Linked DNA regions of Homo sapiens: region 2 is linked to region 1. Evidence: read pairs that join two places in POLR2A ChIA-PET (ENCODE). Cell type or tissue: GM12878. All regions are shown on one strand. Links, peaks and the distances in the headings refer to the core of each region. The heading gives the core; the rest is flanking DNA.

What was found. ChIA-PET counts read pairs that join two places held together with the same protein. Peaks named below come from ENCODE experiments on the same cell type or tissue, not always from the same donor. Only the 100,000 strongest peaks of a DNase experiment are listed, where the experiment ranks them.
Region 2: POLR2A ChIA-PET joins it to region 1 with 6 read pairs; 5 of 35 experiments call an interaction of 5 or more read pairs at or near these places.

What each region holds. Positions count from the first base shown.
Region 1 is chr15:50,443,012-50,445,922 of GRCh38, forward strand. All of the region lies in intron 3 of USP8 (ubiquitin specific peptidase 8), which reads left to right. Among named protein-coding and RNA genes, the nearest start is that of USP8, 20 kb to the left of the region's middle. RefSeq lists enhancers at 1,826-1,915, 2,036-2,145. In GM12878, for the core only: no CTCF peak of the experiment used is centred there; a DNase peak (open chromatin) is centred at 1,800; H3K4me3 peaks cover 403 bases; H3K27ac peaks cover 1,399 bases.
Region 2 is chr15:50,769,589-50,772,499 of GRCh38, forward strand. No RefSeq gene overlaps it. Among named protein-coding and RNA genes, the nearest start is that of SPPL2A, 5.3 kb to the left of the region's middle. In GM12878, for the core only: no CTCF peak of the experiment used is centred there; no DNase peak of the experiment used is centred there.

The DNA of each region.
Region 1 (2,911 bases), core at 239-2,738:
GTTTGTTCTTTGATGATCTTTTTAAATTTTTTTAATTTATTTACTTTGAGAGAGTCTCGCCCTGTCACCCAGGCTGGAGTGCGGTGGCACATTCTCAGCTCACTGCAACCTCCACCTTTCGGGTTCAAGCGATTCTCCTGCCTCAGCCTCCTGAGTAGGTGGGATTACAGGCTCTTGCCACCATGCCTAGCTAATTTTTTTGTATCTTTAGTAGAGACGGAGTTTCACCATGTTGGCCCAGCTGGTATCGAACTCCTGACCTTGTGATCCGCCCCTCTCGTTCTCCCAAAGTGCTGGGATTACAGGCGTGATCCTGTGAGCCACTGTGCCTGGCCACTTATTTTTATTTTTAGAGGAGTGTGACTTTTGGTTGTTAAGGAATGACTTTAATATTTTACTTAATGGTGATAAATCATTGCTGGTATTTCTTCTCATTAGCAAAGTTATTCTAATAATAGTTACTAGGTTTTTTTTGTTTTTTGTTTTTTTAAAGACGGAGTCTCACTCTGTCGCCCAGACTGGAGTGCGGTAGCTCAATCTCGGCTCACTGCAACCTCTGCCTCCCAGGTTCAAGCGGTTCTCCTGCCTCAGCCTCCCGAGTAGCTGGGACTACAGGTGTGCACCACCACGTCCAGCTAATTTTTGTGTTTTTAGTAGAGATGGGCTTTCACCATATTGGCCAGGCTGGTCTTGAACTCCTGACCTCATGATCCGCCTGCCTCTGCCTTCCAAAGTGCTGGGATTCCAGGCTTGAGCCATCATGCCTGGCCAATTACTAGGTTTTAAATCTGTCTTTGAAGAGGGGGCCCCTTGCATTTGGAGGTTCATTCATCTGTCCACAATGGATGAATTAGTCCTGCCCTGGGAAAAATACTGTTTAATATTTTTGGCCATACTTATCTGCAGGTAAGAGACAGAGGCCTTCCTAAATTCAAACAAGTTTTTGCACGCTCTGTGAAATATGTTAAAGTGGAATTGCTTAAAACGCAGTGTAAGTGGTGCTCACTAAAGTAAATATTTTTGAAAGTCTTAAAATTTGGATAACTTTGGTAGTTTTGTTGTTTGCTGTTTTGTTTGTGTGGTAGGTTTTTTTTTTTTTTTTTTTTTTTAAGGTGACAGTCTTGTTCTGTCACCCAGGCTGGAGCGCGATGGCATGATTTTGGCTCACTGCAACCTCCACCTCCCAAGTTCAAGTGATTCTCCTGCTTCAGCCTCCCGAGTAGCTGGGATTACAGGCACCCGCCACCACGCCTGGCCTAATTTTTGTATTTTTAGTAGAGACAGGGTTTCACCGTGTTGGTCAGGCTGATCTCGAACTCCTGACCCTCGGTGATCCACCTACCTTGGCCTCCCAAAGTGCTGGGATTACAGGCATGAGCCACCATGCCCAACCAGTTTTTTTTTTTTAATGGTCTTGTTTACTTTTTGCTTTATTTTGGAAGTTAATAGTTATTTTTTTTCTATGACAAAATTGGGAATATTTTTGTAGCCGCCTTTTTTTTTCTCTTCTTGAGAAGGTAGTGAGTACATTTAAACAGATGAGATTTTTCCATTTCCAGAGTCTCTATTGCATTTCCAAAGGGAGTATGTAGGCAGAGAAGTCCAGGCTGAGACGCTCCCTGCAAAGGCTCAGGTAACTTAGGCCATTATTTCATATGATTCAGTAGTTCATTTCCTGTTTTTCAGTAAAAGGATCATTTTCATTTGCTCTGTCCAGAGGATCTCATCTGCTTCTGTCTTAGAACTGTTTTTTGTTTGTTCTGAGACAGAATCTCACTTCCGTCACCCAGGTTGGAGTGCGGTGGGCACAGTCATGGTTCACTGCAGCCTCGACTTCCTGGGCTCAGCTGATTCTCTCACCTCAGCCTCCAGAGTAGCTGGGAGTACAGACACGCACCACCACACCTGGCTAATTTTTTAATTTTTAGTGGAAACGAGGTCTTACCCTGTTGCCCAGGTTAGTCTTGAACTCCTGGGCTCAGGTGGTCTGCCTGCCTCGGCCTCCCAAAGTGCTGGGATTACAGGTGTGAGCCACCTTGCCCAGTTGCAGAACTGTTTTCTGTTTTTTGTTATATTTTTCTGTAGCCCAGCCTCTCTAGTGTACTTCAGCTATGTGAGGTGCTAAATTTACTAACAAGATATTTTCTATTTTTTACCCTTTAGATGAGGTAGGGACTGAATGTATGTCATTGAACTTCCTTAGAAACTTGTATTTTCACTCTTATTTTATACTAGAAAATGTTAGAGATTTAGGCTGGGCGCAATGGCTCACCCCTGTAATCCCAGCACTTTGGGAGGCTGAGGCAGGTGGATCACTTGCGGTCAGGAGTTTGAGACCAGCCTGGCCAACATGGTGAAACCCCATCTCTACTAAAAATACAAAAATTAGCAGGGTGTGGTGGTATGCATCTGTAGTTCCAGCTACTCGGGAGGCTGAGGCAGGGGAATCGCTTGAACCTGGGAGGCGGAGGTTGCAGTGAGCCGAGATCGCACCACTGCACTCCAGCCTGGGCGACAGAGCAAGAGTCTGTCTCAAAAAAAAAAAAAAAAAAAAAAAAGCCTGGGCACAGTGGCTCACGCCTGTAGTCCCAGCACTTTGGGAGGCAGAGGCAGGTGGATCACAAGGTCAGGAGTTCAAGACCAGCCTGGCCAACATGGTGAAACCCCATCTCTACTAAAAATACGTAAAAAAAAAATTAGCTAGGTGTGGTGGCAGGCGCCTGTAATCCCAGCTACTTGGAAGGCCGAGGCAGGCGAATTGCTTGAACCTGAGAGGTGGAGGTTGCAGTGAGCTGAGATTGCACCACTGCACTCCAGCCTGGGCAACAGAGCAAGACTCCGTCTCAAAAAAAAAAAAAAAAATTGAGATTTAGATAAAACATTAATTTAGCAAGCTCTCTCAATAGTAGAG
Region 2 (2,911 bases), core at 282-2,781, 330 kb after region 1:
TGCTCCAACACGAATTAAACTGAAAGGAAAAATAGATGAATTCATAATTACAGTTAAAGATTTCAAGTAAAATCTTTTAATAATTGAAAGAACAAGTAGGCAGAAAATCAGCAGGGATACAGAAGACTTGATCAACACCATTGACCAACTTGACCTAATTGGCATTTATAGAACTCTCCACCCAACAACTACATAATTTTAAGGGTACACAGGACCTTTACCAAATAAACTATTTGGCCATAAAACACATCTTGATAAGTTTAAGAGGTTTTTTTTTCTGTTTTCTTTTTTTTTTTCGAGACGGAGTCTCGCTCTGTCACCCAGGCTGGAGTGCAGTGGCACAATCTTGGCTCACTGCAAGCTGCGCCTTCCGGGTTCACACCACTCTCCTGCCTCAGCCTTCCGAGTAGCTGGGACTACAGGCGCCTGCCACCACGCCCGGCTAATTTTTTGTATTTTTAGTAGAGATGGGGTTTCACCGTGTTAGCCAAGATGGTCTCAATCTCCTGAACTTGTGATCCGCCCGCCTCAACCTCCCAAAGTGCTGGGATTACAGGCGTGAGCCACCGCGCCTGGCCAAGTTTAAGAGGTTTTAAATCATACAAAGTATGTTCTTTGACCACAAGAGAATTGGAAATCAATAACAAAAAGATGTCTGGAAAATCCCTAGATAATTGGAAATAAGACATATGCGCTGAGTGCAGTGGCTCATGCCTGTATTCCTAGCACTTCGGGAGGCTGAGGTGGGTGGTGAAAGTGGGACCAAGTGACGCATCTACTGAAGAGTTTTGAATAAACTCTTGAGAGGAATGGGAGAACTGCTTGCCCAAACACAAATGTCTGTGCCATCAGACTGCAGATGCATTGTGACTGTAATCTCTTGAGAAAACTCCTAAGAGGACCCCTGTACTGTCTAGAAGACTATTTAGTTTCACTGATATTCATAATAAAGTCTATAATCATGTACTCTGGACCAACATCAGAGCATCACCTGAAAGCTTGTTAGAAATGCGTAATCATGCCAGGAATAGGTACAGTTCTGCTGGATCGGCTGGGCGCCATGGCTAACACCTATAATCCCAGCACTTTGGGAGGCAGAGACGGGCAGATCACCTGAGGGCAGGAGTTCAAGACAAGCCTGGCCAACATGGTGTAAACCCCATCTCTACTAAAAATACAAAAAATTAGCCGAGTGTGATGGCGGGCGCCTGTAAAACCAGCTACTCGAGAGGCTGAAGCAGGAGAATTGCTTGAATCTGGGAGGTAGAGGTTGCAGTGAGCTGAGATCTTGCCATTGCACTCCAACATGGGCGACAAAAAACAAACAAACAAACCCCTGCTGGATCAGAATCAGAATCTGCATTTTTTTTTTTTTTTTTTGAGACGGAGTTTCGCTCTTGTTGCCCAAGCTGGAGTGCAATGGCGCGATCTCGGGTCACTGCAACCTCCACCTCCCGGATTCAAGTGATTCTCCTGCTTCAGCCTCCCAAGTAGCAGCGATTACAAGTACAAGCCACCACGCCCGGCTAATCTTTTGTGTTTTTAGTAGAAACGGCGTTTCACCATGTTAAACAGGCTGGTCTCAAACTCTTGACCTCAGGTGATCGGTCCACCTTGGCCTCCCAAAGTGCTGGGATTACAGGCGTAAGCCACCACGCCTGGCCTTTTCTTTTTTTTTTTTTTTGAGACAGGGTCTCACTTTGTCACCCAGGCTGGAGTGTAGTGGCGCAATCTCGGCTCGCTGCAACCTCTGTCTCCCAGGTTCTAGCGATTCTCCTGCCCCAGCCTCCTGAGTAGCTGGAATTACAGGGGCACACCACCATGCCCAGCTAATTGTTGTATTTTTAGTAGTGTAACATTTCACCATGTTACCCAGGTTGGTCTTGAACTCCTGACCTCAGCTGATCCACCTGCCTTGAACTCCTGGGCTCAAGTAGTCCTCCTTTCTGGGCCTCCCAAAGTGCTGGGACTATAGGTGTGAGCCACCAGGCCTGGCTACAAATTCAATTTTTAAGATTATGACTGGGTCCGATGGCTCATGCCTGTAATCCCAACACTTTGGGAGGCCCAGATGGGAGGACTGCTTGAGCCCAGGATTTTAAGATCAGCCTGGGCAACATAGCAAGACCTTGTCTCTATTTAAAAATATATGAAAATCAGGCCAGTCCCGGTGGCTCACGCCTGTAATCCCAGCACTTTGGGAGGCCGAGGCGGGTGGATCACGAGGTCAGGAGATCGAGACCATCCTGGCCAACATGGTGAAACCCCATCTCTACTAAAAATACAAAAATTAGCTAGGCATGGTGGTGTGCGCCCATAATCCCAGCTACTCAGGAGGCTGAGGCAAGAGAATCGCTTGAACCCCGGAGGCAGGGGTTGCAGTGACCTGAGATCACACCACTGTGCTCCAGCCTGGGCAACAGAGAGAAACTCCATCTCAAAAAAAAAAAAAAAAAAAATGAGTGTGGCCGGGTGTGGTGGCTCACGCCAGTAATCCCAGCACTTTGGGAGGCCAAGGTGGGCAGATCACGAGGTCAGGGGTTCAAGGCCAGCCTGGCCAACATGGTGAAACCCTGTGTCCACTAAAAATACAAAAATTAGCTGGGCATGGTGGCACGCGCCTGTAATCCCAGCTACTCGGGAGGCTGAGGCAGAGAATTCTTGAACCTGGGAGGCAGAGTTTGCAGTGAGCCAAGATCGTGCCAGTGTACTCCAGACTGGGCGACAGAGGAAGACTCTGTCTCAAAACAAAAACAAAAACAAACCGAAAATTAGACGGGCATGGTAACATGCACCTGTAGTCTCAGCTACTCAGGAGGCTGAGGTGGGAGGATTTCTGGAGCCCAATAGCTTGAGGCTGCAGTAAGCCACTGTACTCCAACCTGGGCAACAGAGTGAGACCCTGTCTAAA